Regions from separate parts of the Homo sapiens genome. Here region 2 is linked to region 1. The links are chromatin loops, found by intact Hi-C in ENCODE. Cell type or tissue: heart left ventricle. All regions are shown on one strand. Links, peaks and the distances in the headings refer to the core of each region. The heading gives the core; the rest is flanking DNA.

Region 1 (11,486 bases), core at 4,376-9,375:
GAATGATTAATTAAATGAAGCAGTTGTCAGAAATACTTTCTGATATTACAGTCCTATGTCAGAAGTGAAACATGGGCCCTAAATTAAAGCAACGCTAGAAATAAGAAAAATATGTTTCTTAGAAAAATATCATGAAGGTGAATGATACCCAAGTCAGTAATAAAAATAAAAAGTATTTCAAAACCAGAACCCCAAATTATAAACACCATAAATATGTTTAGAGATTCCTTTATCTGAAAAATCCAGAGTAAAGTTAATACAGATATAACTTGGAGACCTCACCACCTTTCAATGTCAGATTACATTAGGTCTCACATTGTCTTGCAGAGGGATTCTGTGGCATATATCAGTTATTCAAAACAAATGTTTGTTGAAAGGATGAATAAATGAACAAAGATGGATATTGATTGTAGGTGCCAACAGGTATCCACTCTGCTAAATATAGTCTGTTTAACAAACGTATAATAGATTGACAACATATTTTATGAAGCTGTAGAATGAAGTAGGTGATGTTATGAAAATAGTAAAATGAAGGATTTGACAGTCTTACTGGAAGCATATGTGTTTTTTTTTAACTTCCTGGATCGTTTGCTGTATAAATCTCCTTTTTCTCTAAAGGATGTAACTATCCAGGCTAATGAAATAGATAGGGTGAAATATACTTCCAAAGTTAGATCATTTGACTTCTTGTGATTCTGTGTTTACCAGCTTCCAAGCTTATTAGTTAATTTCTCCAAATAGAATAGGAGGAGCATTTGAAGCTAATAAGTAACACAAATATATGAGTCTTAGGATGTGATAATATTAATTGTAATCCTCAATATATTTTTCATGATACTTATTGGTCTAAAATGATTTGATAGAACTTCGAGTTTTAAATTTCCTCAATGAATTTGAACCTCAGCCTCTGGGAAATTTCAAGTAAAAATAACCACAAAAATCATAATCACTTGTCAATCACCAACCACCATGAGCATGGGCCTCAAATCAATCCAGTCTAATGTAAACATTTGTGTCAGGTGCTGAATAGCAGGTCTTAGTTGATCCTACCCCCCACTGAACCTTCCCACATCCAGGCCATGCTCTGATACCTGGAATCAGCTTCAAGGCATTCTCCAGGTACTCATCTTCTGTGATGGGGTTTCCATCTAACTTTAGCTCCAGGGTAAAATCCCGAACAGTCCAAATAAAGTCTGGAAAGAAACTCGCAAACTCGCTGGAGTCCTCAGCTTCATCAGGTCTGGGGCAGGATTTTGCCCTGATTAGCTCTGCTAGCTCAGTCACATAGCTGGGATCTCAGCTAAGGAAGGATAGCACCCTACACCATCATTTCCATATCTCACTTAGAAACAAGTTTTATACACGTTCCCTTTTGCACTCTGTCTTTTCTTACTCAACCAGGACAACTGAGTCACAGCAAAGAAGACACAGTATCAATTCCCATTCCCCTAAACCCCATAAAACCTGCTCTTCACTTCCCAGAAGGATACTGCAGCTGCTCCAGGGCCTGGTGGTTGATGGTGCTCACGCTGTTATAGACAAAGCTGCTGCTTAGAAGCACAGCCAGGGCAAAGATCCACGAGTCATTCTTAGGGTTACTCTAGAAAGCATATAAAGCAAAAGACTTAGGAGTATTCTCTTCATTCATTCATTCATTCATTTGGTTGTTCATTAGCTATTTCAGCTGTATGATAGTTGAATAATAGGGTAAATAACAAATTTTGAAGCCAATGCTGAATTCAAACTTCATATTTAGATTTTTACATTAATCCTTTTCAGGCTATCGGTTCATTTAGCAGAAATGAATGACATTGTCAATGTGAGTAACATTCAATAAAGTGCCTAGAACATAATAGGTGCCAAGTAATCAGCGTGCAATTATTCCATTGCAATTTTGTTCTCACTCATGGCATATTAAGGCCACAAATGCTATTCAGTTAAGTTCAAAAACTTTACATTGTGTATCTGACAAAATGCAGACCCTGCATTTGGTTTTGTGGATATAAAGTTCCTCACGACAGTCCCTGCCTTCAAGAAGATGGCTTTCTGGTGCAGCAGATAAACATGTCAATATACAAATTCAATCAGAATAATAATCACTGCTGGGGGAGGAAAACCCAAAGTTATAAAGTATAAAACAAATAAAAAGAAGGGAGGGGGAGGCACATAAATGTGAATAGTTACTCTGTGAATTCAGGAGCAAGAAGTGATTATGTTTGACAGGCATATGAAGGCAGCAGTTTGAAAATAGTTGCACTTCAAAAAGTTGATAGAGTGTGGACTTGTGAAGAAGGACGGATAAAGCAGGTGGAAAGATCAATAGAAGCCAAGTCAGAATTGTCACAGCATGGTCATAAAAGGGCATTACACAGTTATTTCATTTGCCTGAAGCAGTGAGTATGCATGTTGGTGAAGTGGAAGAGGAGGCTGGAAACAAGATTCATGGCAAGACATGAAAGGGTTTTTAAAAAAATTTAGATGGTCCCCAAATCACATTACAAGTTCTAAGGTCAGCTAGTAGTTCTGCTGCTGCCATCAGTTTATGTTTTGATATGTTTTGATCGCTTGACAAACGTAATTAGACACAAAGAAGTTTATGAAAACTACAACATATTAAGAATAAATGTTTCACTTTGATATTACACTAAGAGAATAATTCAGACCTTTAATACTGAAATTTAAAGTTCAGAATTGCTAAGTTGGTGCTTCCTTCCCTCAACTCCCTTTTTTCAATAATGGAAGCCAAGGATCTACTGCTGCTACTTTCAATTCAGACATAAGACTAATGCAAATAAGAAGAATGGACTGATCGCACCTAACACTTTAAGACAAAATACCTAAAGTTATCTCACTTACAATATTCTTTGTGGGTCTAATTCATGCTATTAAAGAAGTCAGTGGAGAATTAATCTCCAAAGCTCAGAGAGTTGAACCAAAATGTTAGTGATAAAATTAATGCTTTTCTGAAAACTACTGAAATAGATTCCTTCACTAAAACCCTATTTTTTCATGGTCCCCTCCTCCAACCCCACACGCCTTAAATAGTAGATCCCATTGTTCCCATGGGTTACAACTTTCTCCAACAAGCCTTCTCTAAGTCGAATGACTGAACTAGCTTCTCACTTTTTGCATCTGTGAAACCCTGTACTTATCATACCCCATATTTCTTGTCTTCACAACTAGGCTCTTGGCCTTTACCTTGTTTACTGTTTTATCTGTAGTACTCAGTACAGAGCCCTGGAATTCATCTCTTCAATACATATTTATTAAATTATATCATTCACTCCAGTGTTAAAAATAAGAAGATCTACTCTTAAATATGCCTCAATACTTGAAATTAATAAGGAAGTCTGAGGAAACAGAATTTAGCCTCATTATTCATAATTAGATTTGAGTTTACAGAGATATGTACAGAAGTTGAAGGGAGCTGAAAAAATTAAAAGATGAGAGGTCAACCATGAGCGGTGAAGTTTCTCTGCCTTACCTTTTCTACATCGCCCAGGCCCTCGGTGTCCAGAAGGACCAGGGTGTGGTTTGGCTTAGAGAGGTGGGGCACACACCACATCCAGATGCCCTTAGTTTCAGACTGCACCGTGGAGCCCAGAGGGAAGCCTGCAGGGAAGAGGAAAAATAACAAACAGTAACAGTGGATAGACCAGGATGTCCCAGGATTACACCGGTTAAACTTGTAGGAATGTTTAAGTGGCTGACAGGGGAAAAGGGTTGTTTCCATCTCAGGCAGGACAACTAATCTGACCTTTATATGTATTAAGAATTTTCTCAAACTTGTTTTCTTTCTTAAACTTGTTTAGTAGACAGCGGTTCAGTCCCTAATGGTGCCGAGCTGCTGAGCCAGAGAGGAAGTAGGACATTAGGGGGAAGAAATGGCTGCATGGTCTTTCTTTAAAAACAGAAGCACCTAACAGAGCCATAGGTAGATTGTCTTAAAAGTCAGTAAGAACCAAAAGAGAAACCTGGTAGGAAAAAATAATTTAAAAAAAAAGCTTTCACAAAATAAGAAATGAAAATGGCAATTGATATGTGAAAAGGTACTTAAACTTACTCATAGTGAAATAAATGGCATGCAACAATACATTCTACAGGGCAGCACAAGTTAAAAGGCTTTATGTTACTGAATTTTTCGCAGGATGTAAAATTCTCAGTCACTGCTAATAAGCATGTAAATTGCATTTGAATTTTGAAAAGCTATTGGACTTTATCTAGAAATTTTATGTACTCTCTGATTCAGAAATCCCACTTCTGAGAATATTACACAAAGGAAGATTTTGTACATGTGCACCAGGATATAAATAATAAGAGTATTAATGACAGCCTTATTCATTAAAGATAAAAACTGGAAAAATACCAATTTTCAACAATAAATAAATGTACTGTCCTTAGGTAGTGGCATACTGTCTGAGGGTATAAATAATGGGTACACATAGTAACTAGAGAAAACTTATAAACTTCTTATTGAGCAAAAGAAGCAAGACATCCAAAAATACACACAATATAATTTCCTTTATGTAAAGTTTAAAAGCAGACCAACCTAAACTATGTTTTAGAATGCATATATATTATGTAGAACCATTTTTAAAAACCAAGAGTCAAAGAAGTGTGCCCTGAAAACAAAAACACTGGTGAGTTCTAGTGAAGGTATGACAGGGTATGATTTTTGGATGTTTAGGTTTGGTAATGTTTTATTTCTTGATCTGGATAGTGATTTCTCATGTATTCACTTTATTAACTTCACTGTAAAGGTATGTTGTACATACTCTTCTTTATGTGTCATAGTTCACATATTAGAAAGACTAACTAGAAGGGAATATAATTTATCAGAGTTTTGCCATGAAATGAAGCAAAAAATTAGAAATGGTAGCCCAATTTAAATAGAGGATACACAAGAATTATAATGCCTGTCCTTCTTCATATTTATTTTTTAAAACAGGATCTATTAAACTATATTTGTGTGCTATTTGAAGTGACCAGGTATCCTACACAAAAGTGATGAATGAGAAAGAAAGGGAATAATTGCTGGGGCTGAGCCCCTGAAGAGGTGAGCATAGATGGGATGAAGAAGACCCATGGAACGGATCTTTCGATAGGGTTGAGATGATTCTTTACTATTGGACTAAAGAGTGATATATATTTGAGATTGTAAATTTAGTGGTGAGAATTAGAAGTTTTCTTCATTGGGAGAAGTCATGCCCTTCTTTAGGATGACCCTAGAGGGGGTGTGATCAGCTGTGTTATCACTGGTTCCAAGTAAATGGCTCCTGTCCTAGGACCACACTCACCATTGCGCTTTCCTGCAAGACGATTCATGAGATAGGATTTTCCTGTGCGGTATAGCCCTACAATGGCCACCACCACCACGGGCTGAGAAATCTTGTCAAGAATCTCTAATGCCTTTGAATTCACTGTCAGCTGCTCTTCCTGGTTTTCCACTAGACAAATGGGGGCCATCATGATGGATTCAGATTCTGGATAACCTGTAACCCAGAAAAAAATACTCAGTAGAATACAAGATCTTGAAGTCATCCCTAAGGGCTACCTAAGGCACATACATATTAGCTTTTTGCTTGTGGAATGGTATATAAAATTTCTACATTTTAATGGTATATAAATATATTTCTACGTTTAATGGTATATAAAATTTCTATGTATATAAAATTTGTACATTTCAAATGGAAAAATATTTAGTTTAGCATGTCAAAGACTAGTACAGATCTGTTATGTACATTATTTATGATTCTTACAAGAACGCTAAAAATGCCTTGTCAAGGTGATGCATAAAATAAACAGAATTAGAAAATCAAGGCACTGATGGCAGAATAATTCCACTCCTGGAATAAATAGGGGCAGGATGTTACAAAAAGGAGATGAGGAGTGGTTAGAAAAGGCTCCAGGCATTCCAGAAGAATTTGCTCTCTCATTAATTTAATAAAGAGTATTGCGTACCTACCATGTGCTAATTAACACCGTTCTAGATTCTCAGCAACAAGCAAGGAACATAATTGATACAAACTTCTGCCTCTTGGAGCTCTATTTGTTGTAACCCAGCGAGTTACAGAGAAACGCCACACTCTGAGACGAATTCAGGAGTCCTTTATTAGCCGGCGACCGAGAGACGGCTAGTGCTCAAAATTCTCTCGGCCCGAAGAAGGGGCTAGATTTTCTTCTATACTTTGGTTTAGAAAGGAGAGGTTGGGGGGAGGGGTCTAGTTAAAACAATCCTACAGAAGTAAAGTAGGCAAAAAGTTAAAAGGATAAATGGTTACAGGAAAGTAAACAGTACTAGGTGCAGGGGCTTTAATTCTATCACAAGGTGATAGAAGCGGGGCTTTGGGCTTTATCAACCAGACACAAACGCGGGGGGCTCTGGGTGCTGTTAACCGGGCGAATTCCTGGGAACTGCGGGTATGGCTTGCCACAGTACCTTATCAGTTAATTGCATTCTTGGATGTGCTGGGAGTCAGCTTGCACAAGTTAAGTCCCTGAGGAAGCGGGTGGGTAAGGGGCTGCAAGTGAAGGAGCCGAGATGCAGACTGTCTGGCTCTTTCAGCTAAGGGAGAGTCAACTCAGGTTAAAACAAGGTAGGGTATCACATATTCTAGTGGGGGACAGAAAATTAATAAAACAAACAAGCAAAAAATGTGTATATGTATACTAGATGATGGTATTTCGCAGGAGAAAATGCCACAGCTCTGGGAGGAAGCCCGAGGAGGAGCAGCGCATCCTGGAGACACCGGTGCGCCTCTGGTCGCCGCCTGTGGACCGTCTAGAGACGCTGGGCCACACGGAGCAAAGCACTCAGGGGTTCAAGCAGCATCAGACTTCCCCGCGAGGTTCCTCCACTGCCTTTGTCACCCGCCAGTGTGAAGTCTCCAACCCTCCCCGTGTGCAGTCTGCGCTTGGGAATTTGTTGTTGTTTGTTATAACCCAAATATACTTGAAAGGTAAAGCTTAAGAGCAAACTTACCTGGTGTGGGCACTGCAGCGTGAAGAGTTCTCTCACCCATTGCTCTGTCCTCCTGCGCCTGGATCCTCGAGAAACGGACTGTTCTTAGAAGCTGAAAGTCCAGCCGGATTTACAGACATCCAAGTAAGAGTCTGTGAGAACCGAAATTGAAAGGACATGCACTTTGTGGGGAGTTGACTGTTGGGGATTTTCCTGTTTATCAAGACAGGAAACTAAAGGAGCTTGAAAGTGCTGGTTCCTCCACACCAGACTCCTGAAACTCAGGTTTGTTTGTCCCTCTTCCACCCTTAGCTTAGGTATCTTTCGCCTCCAAAATGAATATAGAGCAGCAGACATGAATGTTGTTTCATCTACCTGTCTCTCAGGGGTAATTTTGTCAGGGAAGAAATTTGAGTTTTTGTTTGCTTTTATTTTTTTTTACATGCTTATATGTTTCTGTTTCTCATCTCTTTTCTTTATTTTTTCATTAACCATAAAATATGTGTGTGTTTGTGTGTGTGTCTATGGATATCTATGTATCCTCTAACGTTGTTGCCCAGAGGTGCGGTGGTGGCAAGTAAATACTTCTCTTTCAAAACACAAACATCTCATTGAAACTGGATCTTTTGGAGGACAGGAGGATGATTGGACCATAAAAAGCATAATTTATAATTAGGAGTCTTACCCAGGCTACCAGAAAAATGGACTCAGTTCCTAAAATGACTAGCCAGTTTGTTAACAGAGTTTGGGAAATCTATCTGAAATAAATGGGTAATGATTCCCCATTTGTGCCTATCCCTTAGATCTTCCTATTTGTTTAGTAATGTCTGATTAAACATTTGCAAATTAATAAGTACAAAATTTTAGGCACTTAATCAGGTAAAATTACTGGTGCCGATTTTGATTCAAAACTTAACATTTATTTCCTATAAGCAATATTGAAAGTGAAAATAAAGCTAAGTCAAGTTTTAAATAGGACCAGTAATAAGAAATCAGGTGCTTTTTTCTCTTACCATTTTTTAATGTCAGGAAGTCCCTCTCTCTTAAAAAAAAAAAAAAAGAAGAAGAAGAAAAAGTACAGGGATGACTGAATCCAGGTAAATGTGTTTGAAACACCTGAATTTCACCAGTGGCACCCCTTTCCAGATAATCCAATGTTACTGACTTCAGATAATCATGGAAATGTTAATCAAGAAGAAATTTAGGCTGGGTGTGGTGGCTCACTCCTGCAATCCAACCATTTTGGGAGGCCAAGGTGGGCAGATCACTTGAGTCCAGGAATTGGAAACCAGCCTGGGCAATATGGGGAAACCCCATCTCTACAAATAATAATAATAATAAATTAGCTGGGCATAATGGCATGTGCCTGTTATAATAGTCCTAGTTACCTGGGAGTCTGAGGTGGGAGGATGACCTGAGCCCAGGAGGTCAAGGCTGCAATGAGCCATGGTGGTCCCACTGCACTCCAACCTGGGCAACAGAGTGAGATACTGTCTCAAAAAAAATTGTTAATTCACAGTTGTATGTATAATGATTGCACATAGCAATATGTCTATGCACATAGAAAATATACATAGCAATATGTCTGTGTTACACAGATAAAAGTCTATAAGTGTTCCCCCAACCACTACCTCCTTAAAATTAGTACTTCTAGCTCAGGTGATTTTTTTAAAATGTCTTTCTGAATTATATGAATTTTTAAAGACTTTTTTTATAATCACAGATATGCACACACATACTCATAAAAAGGAAATAACTTTTATTTTGATAAAAAGACTCTGAACATTTTTTGAATATTTTTCCATATCAGATTTTGAGCTTCTTATTTATACATTTTTTGAATATTTAAAGTGCAATGTCTATATGTTTTTGTATTTTGTGGTTAACTTGTAATTCATTTACAAGATGTATCAAATAAAACAGTTTTTTGAAATGAGGGTGTTTTACTGGCTCACTGATTTTGGAAGGAAACTGGAGGAAATGAGTTGCAGATGTTTTTAATCTCACTGAGCAAGGCAAGGAGACAGAAAGTTATGACGTTAGTAGATCATACAGGGCAAGTGATAATGTTATCTGTGTGTACTTACTTTAATATAGTTCAGAATAGTCACTGTCGTGTGTGTGTCTGTGTTTTTACAAATTGACATTCTGGAGGTAGTGATAAGCATATGAATGGCCCAATCTGGAATGATCTCCTGAAGAAGAGGTACCCTGTTCTGTGTCAACACCAAATTCTTATCAACTGGCATAAAGGATGTAGAAGTAATAATAACACCATTGTTGTTTAACAGAGGTGATTGGCTCAAAAAATAAGCATGAAGAAGTGTCTTTGTCTGTTTGGGCGTCTATAAAAAATAAGTAAATTGGGTAAGTTATACACAACAGAAATTTACTTCTCACATTCTTGAAGGCTGAGAAACACACGATCGAGGCATGGGTAGATTGGGGGTCTGATAAGGGTATGCTTCCTGGTTCATGGTTGGTGGCCCCTTGATGTGTACTCACATGGTGAAGGGCAAGGCAGGTCTCTGGAGTCTCATTTATAAGGGCACTAGTCTCACCAGTTTCATTCTCATGACCTAAGTTCATTCTCACTTCCTAAATGACCCACTGTCTAATACTATCACACTGGTGATTAGGTGTCAACATTGGTGATTAGGTGTCAATATACTTTGGGGTGATGGGGAGGTGCAAACATTCAGACCACAGTAAGAATGAATAAAATCAGACAAGCCTCCAGGCCTATGCCATCTGTGCAGTGTTCCAGTTGAAGAGCCCTGCTTTTCACACTCCATAGAGGATTTTGCCACTTGGTCTAACTTCAAGGCCAGTCACAGAGCCTCACCATATTCAACTTGGAATGAACTCTGGCTTCAAAGGAGCAGCGTCCATAGGCTAAGAACACATTACATGACTATTTGCAGCTACTTGCTATTGAATTTTTGACACAATTTAATCCAGGATTTTTTTAGTGTCATGTAACTGAAACAAAAATGGTATCAAGTATTGGGGGATGGGGATTTATGACTTCTCTGAGTTCTAACCACAAGGGGCATTTCACACTTTTAAAAATGATTCTATAACGCTTCACATTACTATTTAATTACTGATCAAAGCCAATCTACTCAGTAGTACCCAGGAACAACACATTTTCTTTGAAATTAAACAAAAGAGAGTATATTAGAAAGATGAACTAAAGCATTCAAATGAAAATGTGGGGCTCGTCGTTAAAAAAATCATCAAGAAATTCAATATAATAATTTCAAATCAAGCATTGACTTTTCTGAGGCTATGGTACTACATGACTGCATAATTTGCTTATCCATGAAGACAGAGCTATACATAAGATTTTTTTTTCTGAAAAACACTCTTTTCTCTCTTTTCCCTCTTTCCTTTTCTCTTTTCCTCTTTTTCCTTCTTTCATTTGCAATAATGCCAAAGATCTGTTGTTAGTTTTGATTTAGACTCAGAGTAATGTAAAATTAGGAGAAATCACACATTGCCCTTAATACTGTGAAGATCGAATACCTAAAATTATCTTATTTACACTATTTTACATAGGTTAAGTTCATGCTTTCAGAGAAGTCAGTGAAGAGTTAATCTCCAAAGCCCTTGGAGTTGGAACAAAACCTTTATGATGATCCTGATGTAGCTGAAGCTTTTATGGAGATTATTTAAATACATAACTTCACTGAAACCCTGTTTTCCGAGGCTTATGTTTCCAAATCGATCACTCTCGTGTGCTTTAACTGATAGCTCCCGGTGATTCCACTAGTTACGGTCCAGATGTTATTTCCTCCAAGAGACTTTATTTGGTTTATACAACTGAACTAGATCCCTACTTCTCTGCATCTATGGCACCCTGTTCTGATCACACTGTATGTGTGGTCTCCCTAATGAGGCTTTAGGCTTTTATCTTGTTTACTGCCCTTTTATAGTATTTAGCACAGAGCCCTGGAATTCAGCTGCTCAATAAATATTTATTAATTCTATTGTTCACCCCAGTGTTAAAATAAGATCTTATCTTAATATTCCAAAGTATTTGAGCTTACCAAGGAGAAAAGTTCAGGGAAACAGAACTTAATCTCATTCTTCATGATTCATATTCACATTTTGCAGAAATATTACAGATAAGCTGAATCAAGGTAGCCAATTAAATGTTGAGAATCAAGAGTAAAGAAGATTTCTTCATGACTCTGCCTTAACCTTCCTGCATAACCCAGACCCTCAGTGTGGTTCTGCTTGGAGAGAGTCCTACATCCAGAACCCTGGGTTCCAGACCTCATAGCAGAACCCACACAGAAGCCTGCTAAGGAAGAAGACAAAGCAACAGTACAGTGACAGCAGATAGGACAGGCAGTCCCAGGTATAAATTTGGTTGTAGGAATTGGAAATTATTTTATAGAGAAGAGTTGGTCTCTTTCTTATAATAACCTTAGAGTTGGTGTGATCAGGTGCATTATTATGATTCCGAACTAATGGTCTCTGTCTCAAGACCAGACTCACTATGGTTCTATGCTGCAAG
Region 2 (11,486 bases), core at 2,718-7,717, 110 kb before region 1:
CTCTGAAATGGCCGCTTTGGGAACGTCTGTCTTTTACAGTTGTAGATAAGGGATGAAATAAGCCCCGGTCTCCCGTAGCGCTCCCCAGCTTATTAGGACAAGGAAATTCCTGCCTAATAAATTTTGGTCAGACCAGTTGTCTGCTCTCAAAGCCTGTCTCCTGATAAGATGTTATCAATGACAATGTGTGCCCGAAACTTCATTAGCAATTTTAATTTCACCCTGTCCTGTGATCTCACCCTGCCTCCAACTGCCTTGTGATCTTTTGTTGCCCTTGAAGCATGTGATCTCTGTGACCCACAACCTATTCATGCACTCCCTCCCCTTTGAAAATTGCTAATAAAAACTTGCTGGTTTTATGGCTCAGGGGGCATCACAGAACCTGCCAACATGTGATGTCCCCCTGGACACCCAGCTTTAAAATTTCTCTCTTTTGTACCCTTTCCCTTTATTTCTCAGACCAGCTGACACTTAGGGAAAATAGAAAAGAACCTATGTGAAATATCGGGGGTGAATTTTCCCCAATAATTAACCAATTTTTCTGAGTGAAAATCAGGATCACTTTGTGAATTGCACCAGCACTGGATTTGTACTGGATGTGTGCCAAATATACACTGATTTATAGACACTATTTTTAGTTAACTGCCTTTGTTTTCAATCATGGCTTCTTGCTGTATGTATTCAAAGCTCTTTTTTAGTCTCATTATTATTTGGTAGTTTTCTACATTTCAATTCAAATGTAAATTTCATAATCAATTTGTTGATGTATTAACTTTTTTCCTTTTAAATTTTTCTCTAACGAGCTTTACATATTACATACAATTTACCATCATAACAAGTTTTAAGTGTACAGTTCAGTAGTGTTAAGTGTATTCACATTGCTGTACAACAGCCTAGGGCTTTTCCGTCTTGTGGAACTGAAACTGCAGGCCCAAAAAATCCCCAGCTTCCTAAAATGACCAGCCTCTTTGTAAAAAGATTTCAAGAAGTGACTGCCTTAAACACTTGCTGTTGAAAACAACAGCAAAAGGAAGGTGTTTCTCCTCTGTCCCCAGCAAGTTGCACACACTTCCAGTCATTGTGTTTAAAACGGTTTTGTATAAGGTCTTGCATAAAGAAAAGCTCTTTGGTCAATCCAAGGCAGCTGGAGATGTTGTTTCCTGTGATTGTGATTGAGATTAAAACTGAAATCAATGAATAGCTACTTACATAATAGGCTTATTTCTAAGATCCACTCCTTTACTGTTCTTGTAGAACAATAAGTTGATTTTTAAAAATATAAATCTATAGAATTCTTCATGAGAGCCATCTGCTAATGATTAAATAAACCACTGTACCTGAAGTTGCCTTCAGACCCAATATTCTTCCACTGGGGCTGTTTCAACTGCCAGGACATTTCATGGCATGTGCAGCTGATGCTCTGGTAAAAATTCACCTAAACCTCAGGGTCCTCAAAATGCCTAATTTGATTTAAGCTCATGTCTCTGTTGTGACATATTTTGCCACAAAGTTTCCAAAGCAATGGTGTCTGTGCACTATGTGGAACTCCCATAGGTTTTCTGTAGAATTTCCTTTTCACTTGTAGTGGAATGGCTATTTGGATAATGTATTACAAAAATGTAAAAAATAAGGTTCATTGTTTAATATTAATGTCAGACTCCAAAATTCCTGATAGAGAGGGAAATGTATGTTCTTGGAAACAAACTTGAAATGCATATTGGAGAAGAGGCATAGCTCCAACAATTTAAGTATCAGCAGATACCTAAGCAAGAAAAAATGACTATTAAATTGCTTTGTTAAAAAATTTTGTTTGTTTTGAAAAACAAGGTAGTGAGTAGAGGGAAGAGGATAGAATATAGGAGAGGACAGACTGAAACTAGCAAGGTAGAAGTAGGCTGGGCTCTTGTGGAGTGAAGGGCTGTGGTTACCCTCAAAGTTATGATGGTCAGAGAAATCCTAGGAAGAAAACTTCCAACACTTACATCTTTAACTAATTCTACTACACTCAAATGTGCTTTCTCAATTGTCTTACATTTGGGAGTGAGGGTAGATGAGGCACTATGTCCAATTCTATCTCATGTTAAACTGCCAACCCAAAACTGAGAGGTCTTCTTCATTATGGTTGGGAAAGTCCTATTGGAAAGGATCTGTCAGTGACACAGCATCATCTCAGCTGGCTCTGGAAAACCACCAAATGGCATAGGAATATAACGGAAAACTCTGCATAACCACAGACACCAGAGTTAGACATAAAAGTGAAAGCACTCAAATGTTCATCAAGAGTTGAGCGTTAAATAATTCATGATATATTCATATAATAAACACTATAGAGCAATGAGAACAATTGACCTACAGCTAAACCCCAAAATATCTACCAATCTTACATGTTTATTATTGAGTAAAAGACACTGGATACTAAGAAATATGTACTCTAAGATTCCATTTGCCTAAAGTACCAAAGCAGGATAGTAGTCTTGATGGGTGTAGGAGGAGGTGGTAGAGCATGAAGAGGGCTTCATGGAAACTGTTGTATTCTGAATTTTCTTTGGGTGCTGGCATTCTGAATATATTTAGTTTGCTCAAATCCACAGAGCTGTATATTTATGATGTGTCCACTTTTCTATATGTGTATTTATGCTTCAAAGTAATTTACTTATCTAACAAAATATGGAAATAAATATAACAAAATATGCCAAGGACTATACACTGAAAACTATGCAATATGCCAAGGGCTAATAAATGGTGGAACATATCATGGTTATGGACTGGAAGACTGACTATTTTGTGAGTCTAATTTTTCCACAAATATATCTATATATTCAATGTAATTGCCAGACTTATACATATAGTGAGTTGATTTATGGTAACGATAGTGAAAGGATAATCTTCTCAATAAATGGTGTCAGGCCTTCTATACACGTTAGAAAGAAATAAAACCTGGTTCTTACCCTCCTGACATTAAAAATAAGGCAATTCCAAATGGATTATAGATCTAAATGTGGAAGATAAAACAATCAAACTTATAGAAAAAAAAAGTCAATGACATTATTTTCACATTCTCCAGATTGGGAAACTGATACAAAACTATAATATTAAGTGTAAAAAAAAAAAGTCAATACATTTAACTACATTAAAATTGAGAACTGACAAAGATATAATTAAGAGACTGAAAAGGCAAATCAAAGATTAAAAACATATTATATATATAATTAGAATATGTAATGCAGTCTTCAAATCTACAAAAAAATAGAAGTAAAAGTCTTAAATAAGCTCATCCAAAAGAGGATCTCCTAATGAACAGCAAACATGAACACATGTTCAACTTCCGTAATTGTCTTTTATTCTCAAGGAAAACCAAATTAAACTGTGAATGAAATCTACATGTACCCACTAGAATGACTATAATCCAAAAGGCTGACATATCCAAATGATGGCAAGAATGTAGAGCACTGGGGAGCCTTAATATTGCTGATGAGAGTATAAATTGTGACAATCATATTAAAAATCTATTTGATATTATGTACTATGAGGTGAAAAAATGCATACTATATATTGAATACTTCTACTCCTAAGTATCTGTAGTGAAATATTATTACAGAACCCAAAAGCTTTCACATATATTTTAATACATAATATTGAGTTAAGGAAGTCAGTCATACAGCAAAACATTGTGTATGTTTCAGTTTATATAAAGAATAAAAAGGAGACAATAGCTGGATGCGGTGGCTCACGCCTGTAGTTTCAGCACTTTGGGAGGCCGAGGTGGGCAGATCACGAGGTCATGAGTTTGAGACCAGCCTGGCCAACGTGGTGAAACCCCGTCTCTACTAAAGATACAAAAAATTAGCCGGGCGTGGTGGCATGTGACTGTAATTCCAGCTACTCGGGAGGCTGAGGCAGGAGAATCGCTTGAATCTGGGAGGCGAAGGTTGCAGTGAGCTGCGATTGTACCATTGCATTCCAGCCTGGGTGACGGGGAGAGATTCTGTCTGAAAACAACAACAACAACAACAATAACAACAAAACAGACAGTAACAATCTATGCTCTTCCAAGTCAGGTAAAAGTTTCTGTATTAATTATCTGATATTGCATAAGAAATACCCTCTAAATGTAGTGAACTGAAACGTTTATTGTCTCATAGTTTCTAAAGTTCACAAGAATCTAGGAAGAAGGGGGATAATTATCTTTGTCATATTGCTGAGACATAAAATAAAATGAGGATGGAGAATTGACCATTCGACCTATCAGCATGGAGCAGGCAGGTCATGAGAGGGACTGATTGTGTGGGACTCTTGATATTGAGATTATGGAGGAGGTTTAGTTACTGGTAAGGAAAAGTTTCAGGCTGAGGTGAGATGATAGAAAAGACTTTCAGCTATTAGGAGGTCAAGGAACTGAGAGGCTGGGGAGATGCTTGTCTACCATATCTGAAAGGGCCCAAAGATCAACAAGAGTAATGGTAAGGAGAGAAAGGGTCAGTTGTTAAAATATTCAGTGAATAAAGGCATCCTGGGAGATCCAGGATGCCTAGCACAAAGGAGTTTTGAGTAGTACAGCCTGATGACATGTGCTTCACTTTATGTGTTTGTTTTGTTGTTGTTTTGTGGTTTTCTGGTGGGTTGAGGAGCTAAAGAAAGAGGGTAAGTTATCCGGAAGCAACAATGAAGAGGAAGAAGGGCATTTAATCTGTCACTTCAAGCTCTGTCAAATTAGGAATATGGAGGAAAAGCATGGTGTCAACACTTGAGAAAGGTGCTGGCATATTGCATATGGAAAGCAACTCTGCCAGTCATCAGCTTTGTGAGTTCTCTATGCCTCCTTTCATCATCTTCTCAATAAGCACATCAATACCTAATTCATATTATTTTGTGAGGCTGAATTGGGATAATGTACATAAAAGTCTTAACACATTATTAGAGGCTCATTTTGAACTTTGAAAACTTAGTAACACTTTCAATTAAGTATTAAAACACATTTCCCAAACTTAGTATTTGAATGTATGCTCCTTCTAAAAATGTTTTCAGAGCACAAAATATGTAATAATGTTATCTTTTATGTTGGTATCATTAGTACTTTGCCTAATGTCTCTTTTGATATTTCACATATGTCTATAAAATGTCTATTCAGGATGAGAGGACATAAAATAAATTACATAGCATTTTGTATCTGTATAAAATAAATATGGTCTAAATAAGTATTGTCAGAATACTATGCAGCCATAAAAAAGATTGAGATTGTGTCCTTTGCAGCAACATGGATGGAGATGGAGTTCATTATCCTAAGCAAACTAACACAGGAACATAAATCCAAATACCACAAGTTCTCGCTTATAAGTTGGAGCCAAACATTTATTACATAGGGACACAAAGAAAGGAACAGCAGACACCAGGGCCTTCTTGAGGGTTGAGGGATGAGAGTGAGGGTTGAAAACTACCTATCAAGTACTATGCTGATTACCTGGGTGATGAAATCATTTATATACCAAATCCCTGTGACATGCAATCTACCTATATAATGCTTGCACATGTACCCCTGAACTTAAAAGTTGGAAAATAAATAAAAATAAATGTTGTCAGACCATGCTTTATTGACACCATATACTAAGCAAATGACTTAACTGTTTTTGTCTAGTGTTCATACTGTAAGAAAAAGCTAAATAAAGAGGATAAATGATTTGGAAGCAAAAAATAAGAATAAAGGGCATCAAATCTGTGACTCTGAGCTTTGTCACATCAGGAATATGGAGGAAAAGCATGGTGTCACCACTAGAGGGAGGTGCTGTCATATCACATATGGAAAGCAACTTTGCCACTCCTCAGCTTTGTGAGCTCTCCATGCCTTATTCCATTGTCTTCTCATTGAGCACATCAATATCCAGTTTGTATAGTTTAGTGAGGCTGATATAAGATAATGTACATAAAAGTCTTAGCTCATTTTGAACATTGAAAATGTAACACTGTCAATTAATTATTTAATATCAAGATACCTTTCCCAAACATATGTAAATATATGCTCTTTCTAAAAATGTTTTCAGAGCATAAAATTTGTTATAATGTGTAAATGTGTGATCTTTTATTAAGGAATTTTTTTGCCAATCATTTACATATTCCGCAGTTTGAACAGAGGAGTGTAAAGCAATTCCAGCAGCCGCAGCAGTACCTGTGACTGTAATAAGGCCCATAATGACCGTTATAAGGGTAAAAATAAATCTTTTTGTTTTGGTAAACAGTCCCCTTAACATTTCTGTGACAATATGAATGGAAGGAGAGGCTCCCCAAGGTCTATTGAGGGAAACCGGTATCCAAACTCCTTCTCTAGCCCTCACCAGCAACACAGATGTTTTTACACCAAATGTGCAATCAATACAGATGAAAAGGCAACAGTTTTGACAAGTAATGGTTTGAGAATTTGGTCGAATATTAATATTTCTGACAATTAACATTAAAGGAGGCTTGACACAACTCTGAATGGGTATTGTTTGGCTGGAACAAAACTGATACGTAAATTGATGTCTCCCACCTTCTCCATTAATATAATTTTTTTTTCCAAACCCGAATATGAGATTGGGCCATCATTAACTTTCATAATTCAGGATGTTTAGGGTCTATGATTGGATTACTCATTTTTGGATGTGGGTCGGCCATACCAAAATTGGTCCAAATTATGGGAAAATGAGCACGTTTTTCAGTGTAAATGGTGTCATCTCTTTGATAATATAGTTCTTGGTTTAGTCCTATCTTGCATCTATCATTCTGATTGGTACAATTAACTGCAAAGGTCCCCTTAGGGGCCCAATCAATGATGATTCCATAGGGATTATTTTGCAGTACCACAGTGTGATCAGTGATGCAATCCTTCCAAATCAATGTTTCTAAATCCTTTGACCATTATTGAGGTTGTTGACACCTCTCTTTTCTGGGCTTAAACTGTTCCAATTGAACCAAACTTTGTAAAATAAATGACAGGATACTGGTCTTTGATTATGACCTGGAATCTTAACTAGCCAATGTTGTCGGTAGCCTTTTAGGCAACAGATAGCCAGCCCTATGCAAACAGGGGGGAATTGATAACCCACGGACACATTTATTAACATTCCTTCCTCCTCTGGGTGAGAGGGCCCACGAGAATCTGTAGGCTCAGGCATCCAAACACTACTATGAACGTAAACCTCAACCGGGGTTTCCAACCATGTGACAGGCCTAATTAAAGGCAGGAATGGGACATATGCCCAATAGGCATAATTAGCTGCAGTTGCTCCTGCAGGCCTGGGGAGACTTACCACCGTTGACACAATCATCAAGGCTGCAAGCTGCATATTCTCTGGAGTTTGGATTACCCTTGTGTTCTTTAGGCTTTTTTCAGCTAACTGTGTCAGCTTCTTTAATTGTGCCCAAGTCGGCGGCTCCGCTTTCTTGGTGGATGACAACTTTATCTGTAAGTTGTAGGTACCTAAACTGGAAGGTGTTTTTTTCCTGGGGAAATACAAGCAAAACCTCTCCCACATGTCATCACTTTCCGTGTTTCCCATGTTTTATTTTTATTATCTTTCTACCAAATCAGTTTTCCTTCATGTGGGCTGTTCCTTTTACCAGTTAGATGTTCTGCAGGGGTAATGGTCTGATTTCTATAAATGTTCAAAAAATTTAAAGTATAGAGTATTAGATTAAGTTGCATCTGGGGAGTGTTAATACTCCTTACTGTTTCTTCCTTTTTTTTTTTTGTTTAACCAATTGAGCTTTCAGTGTTCTATTAGTTCTTTAAATTATGGCCTGTCTTTGGGAATTATAGGGAATTCCTGTTTTATGTGTAATTTTTCACTGATTTAAGAATTTTTGAAAAGCTTTACTACAGTATCCTGGCCCATTGTCCATTTTAATTTTTTTTTTTAACTCTCATGACAGCAAAACAAGATAATAAATGTCTTTTAACATGGGAAGTACTTTCTCCTCTCTGGCAGGTTGCCCATATGAAATGTGAATAAGTATCAACTGTCACATGGACAAATGACAATTTTCCAAATGAAGGTACATGCGTGACATCCATTTGCCATAACACATTAGGACTTAGACCTCTGGGATTAACTCCTGCCTCCTGAGTGGGCAGGTGTAGAATCTGACACCGGGTGCAATCTTGTACAATATTTTTTGGCTGTTTCCATGTGATATCAAATTTATTTTTAATCCTGCTGCATTTACATGAGTCAAGGCATGAAGTTCTTGTGCTTCCATGAATGCAGATGATACTAGCAAGTCAGCTTGTTCATTTGCTTTAGCCAAAGGCCATGGTAAATTAGGGTGTGCTCGAATATGAGTAATACAAAATGGGAAATTTCTTTTTCTTACAGTTTGTTGTAACAAATTAAACAGCTCGTTTAACTGATAATCCATACTATATTTGAGTAGGGCTGTCACATGGTTGGAACCTCCGGTTGAGGTTTATGTTAATAATAGTGTTTGGATGCCTGAGCCTACAGATACTTGTGGGCCTCTCACCCAGAGGAGGAAGGAATGTTAATAAATGTGTCCATGGGTTATCAGTTCCCTCCTGTTTGCATAGTTCCCTTGGCTGCGGGTGGGAGGTCCCCGGCTTCTTGCACTTCCTGGGTGAAGCAACGCCCCACCCTGCTTCTGTTCGCCCTCAGTTGGTTGAACCCACTGCTTAACCGTCCCAATGAGATGAACTGGGTACCTCAGTTGGAAATGCAGAAATCACTTGCCTTCTGCGTGGGTTTCACGGTGCTGCAGACCGGTGCTGTTCCTATTCGGCCATCTTGGTCCCTCCCCTCAACTGGCACTCTTTAAATAATAAAAATCTTATGAGAATCATCAAACCGTTTGCTGAATTTGATCCATTCTCTCATGAGTACTTGGAAAAATGGCAGTGTGTGAAAATAAATATGACAATTGTATCCAAAATAAATTATGAAGACTTAATTGAAATAGAAATAGGCACATAGAAAGTGAAATGTTAAATAAATAAAGCAGGTTCTAAAAACTACTTCCTTATTAGATTTTATACCAGATTGGATAAATACTGATCCTTGATTCTTACAAGCTAACACTATTACAAAAAATCTTGAAATATTTTTTCTAACTCAAATTATTTATCTGACTATATTCAACAAATGAAACAAATTCTAGTTGATTGTAACATGCCATTGAACAGGATTTGTGGGATTAGTCTGACTCTGTGCTATGATAATATAGCTATTATGAAAAGTAAGGATTAAAGATGTGTGCACTCTTTAAAAACATCACTAAATAAACAGAATGTGCTATATGGATCTTATTCTCTTTTATAAGGGAATAAGCTGACCTCATAGTACTGAAAATGTTAAATACTAAGGTATTTTCAAGTTATATTTTCTTTTTGGATTCATCATGAAGAAGAGTGTATTATGCACACAGATCAATGTGCATTTTCTTAATTTTTATTCTTTATGGATACATAATAGTTGTATGCATTTATGGGTTACATGTGATATTTTGATACAAAAATAAAATATGCAATGATCAAATCAGGATAATTGGGATATCCTTCACCTCAAGCATTTATCATTTCTTTGTGTTCGGAATATTCCAATTCCACTCTTTTAGTTTTTTGAAATATGGGTACAAAAATATAGTTAGAAGAAATAAGATTAATGTTGTTAAAAATAGTTTAAATGAAATGTCTACTTGTGATGACAAAGGGAAGGAAATATAAAATAAGTGGTAGGGGAGGGATAGGATGAACGTCAATTCTGCCTTTGATTGAAGTTGCAGGAGCAAACTGTGGTATGTGCCACCAACTCCTGTGTATTAAGTTTTTTGTAGAACTGTAGCTGGTTATGAACTTGAGGACTTGGTAACAGACTGAATTTAATGTAGGGCAGGCACAGTGATCAGAGTGCTGAAGGGGTGAACTGTGTCAGATGCATCTGATACACTGACTCATCCTCTCAATGTCTCCTCTCATCCCAGCTGTGACTGGAATGGAGAGTTCAAAGGAATTCAAGCTGATAGCATCTTGCTTTAGGACAGATGTTTCTTGTCTTTCTGTTCAATCCTAAGGCCATTTCTATACAACGGACACTTTTTTTTTTCTGTATTAAGAGTCTGTTTATTTCAGTATTAAGGTAAAAGAACCTAGTTATAATAAGTGTTTTTCATATCTTTCTTCATCATTCTCACAACAAATATATGAGAAGAATGACGCTTAAAAGGTATGTAACTTTCTGAGGTGAGGCAACTAGTAGGTTGTAGAATTGGTTTTTGAATGCAGATTTCTCTCCTTCTTTCTCCACTGTTCTTTCTCACCCTTGTTTGCACTAGTGATCCTATCTTCTTTCTACAGCAGCAATATTTATTTTAACAAACCTACATAATTTATAGACCACGCTAATTTTTTTGTCTTTAAAGTAGTAACTTTGTGTGAATATTCCAATAATATTATTTTTTATAAAAGAAATTTAGGGCACCCTTCAGCGTTTACCTTCAAAGGCAGGTTATGAGTCCTGGGAGAAGAGTTTTACTTCATATCTTGTCACATTGTATATGTCTAAAATTGATGGTGAATTGGTTACTGACAATTATCATAAAGTTTGGTAGTGGATAATTTAAAAAGATTCTTAATGGATAAAAGATATGAGACATCTCCGTTGACTTTAGGGAAAAAAAAGTGTGTTAAGGGCTCTTAAGGCTATTTAAGAAAAAAGCTTGAAGTGTGATATCATAGCATTTCAGAACTGAAACAGATCTTTGTCTGTCTTCTTTTTTCAGCCCAAAGATACTTTTAAGTGGTTTAAAGATAACATACAGATTATCACATTAGAAACACAAAGTTATTCAAGAAAATGTTCACCAAAAATATTTTTTTCTGTGTTTACACATTCATAAGACATTTAATTCCAAGAAGGAGATTTAATGTCTACCACTAGAGCTAATGAAACAGTGAAGACAGATTTCTATTTAATCCCCTTGAACTAAAGAAAGCTATTTTTTGGTGTTTTCTTTCTTTTTACTTTAAGTTCTGGAATACATGTGCAGAACCTGCAGGTTTGTTACATAGGTATACATGTGCCATGGCGGTTTGCTGCACCTATCAAGTATTCCATGGTGTATACGTGCCACATTTTCTTTATCCAGTCTATCATTGATGGGCATTTGGGTTGGTTCCAAGTCCTTGCTATTGTAAATAGTGCTGCAATAAACGTATGTGTGCATGTGTCTTTATAGTAGATTGATTTATAATCCTTTGGGTATATACCCAGTAATCACAGAAACTTTTATTCATCAAGGACTTATTTTGAGAAATGAGATCAGCGAGATGATGAAATATATTTCAGGCTTCACTCTCTCCTTCAGAAATTTCAACTAGCGATTAACCATAGACTGGAAGATGTTTGTGAAAGTCCCAGTACAGTACTTGGAAACAAGCCTAAAACACCTGAGGGTCCACAGAACTGAGTAAAACTGAATTAGAAGGGTAAGAAAAATGGTCTCAC

The links. A loop is a pair of places that touch in the nucleus more often than their neighbours do. Peaks named below come from ENCODE experiments on the same cell type or tissue, not always from the same donor. Only the 100,000 strongest peaks of a DNase experiment are listed, where the experiment ranks them.
Region 2: a loop joins it to region 1, with 2.4 times the contacts of the local background. A loop is called at or near these places in 2 of 110 quality-filtered maps.

The regions. Positions count from the first base shown.
Region 1 is chr1:89,191,813-89,203,298 of GRCh38, forward strand. GBP4 (guanylate binding protein 4) reads right to left here and starts at 7,130. Exons shown (of 11, transcript NM_052941.5): 1 at 6,983-7,130; 2 at 5,298-5,492; 3 at 3,485-3,612; 4 at 1,491-1,600; 5 at 1,092-1,288. The coding sequence starts at 7,022. It overlaps LOC107985076 (a long non-coding RNA gene), which reads left to right and starts at 6,535. Exons shown (of 3, transcript XR_002958332.2): 1 at 6,535-6,596; 2 at 6,691-7,246. RefSeq lists a silencer at 6,934-7,228. In heart left ventricle, for the core only: no CTCF peak of the experiment used is centred there; a DNase peak (open chromatin) is centred at 6,819; H3K4me3 peaks cover 4,325 bases; H3K27ac peaks cover 2,981 bases.
Region 2 is chr1:89,080,214-89,091,699 of GRCh38, forward strand. The region is part of intron 4 of LOC105378841 (a long non-coding RNA gene); the gene reads left to right. Among named protein-coding and RNA genes, the nearest start is that of GBP1, 21 kb to the left of the region's middle. In heart left ventricle, for the core only: a CTCF peak has its summit at 5,767 (motif pointing right); no DNase peak of the experiment used is centred there.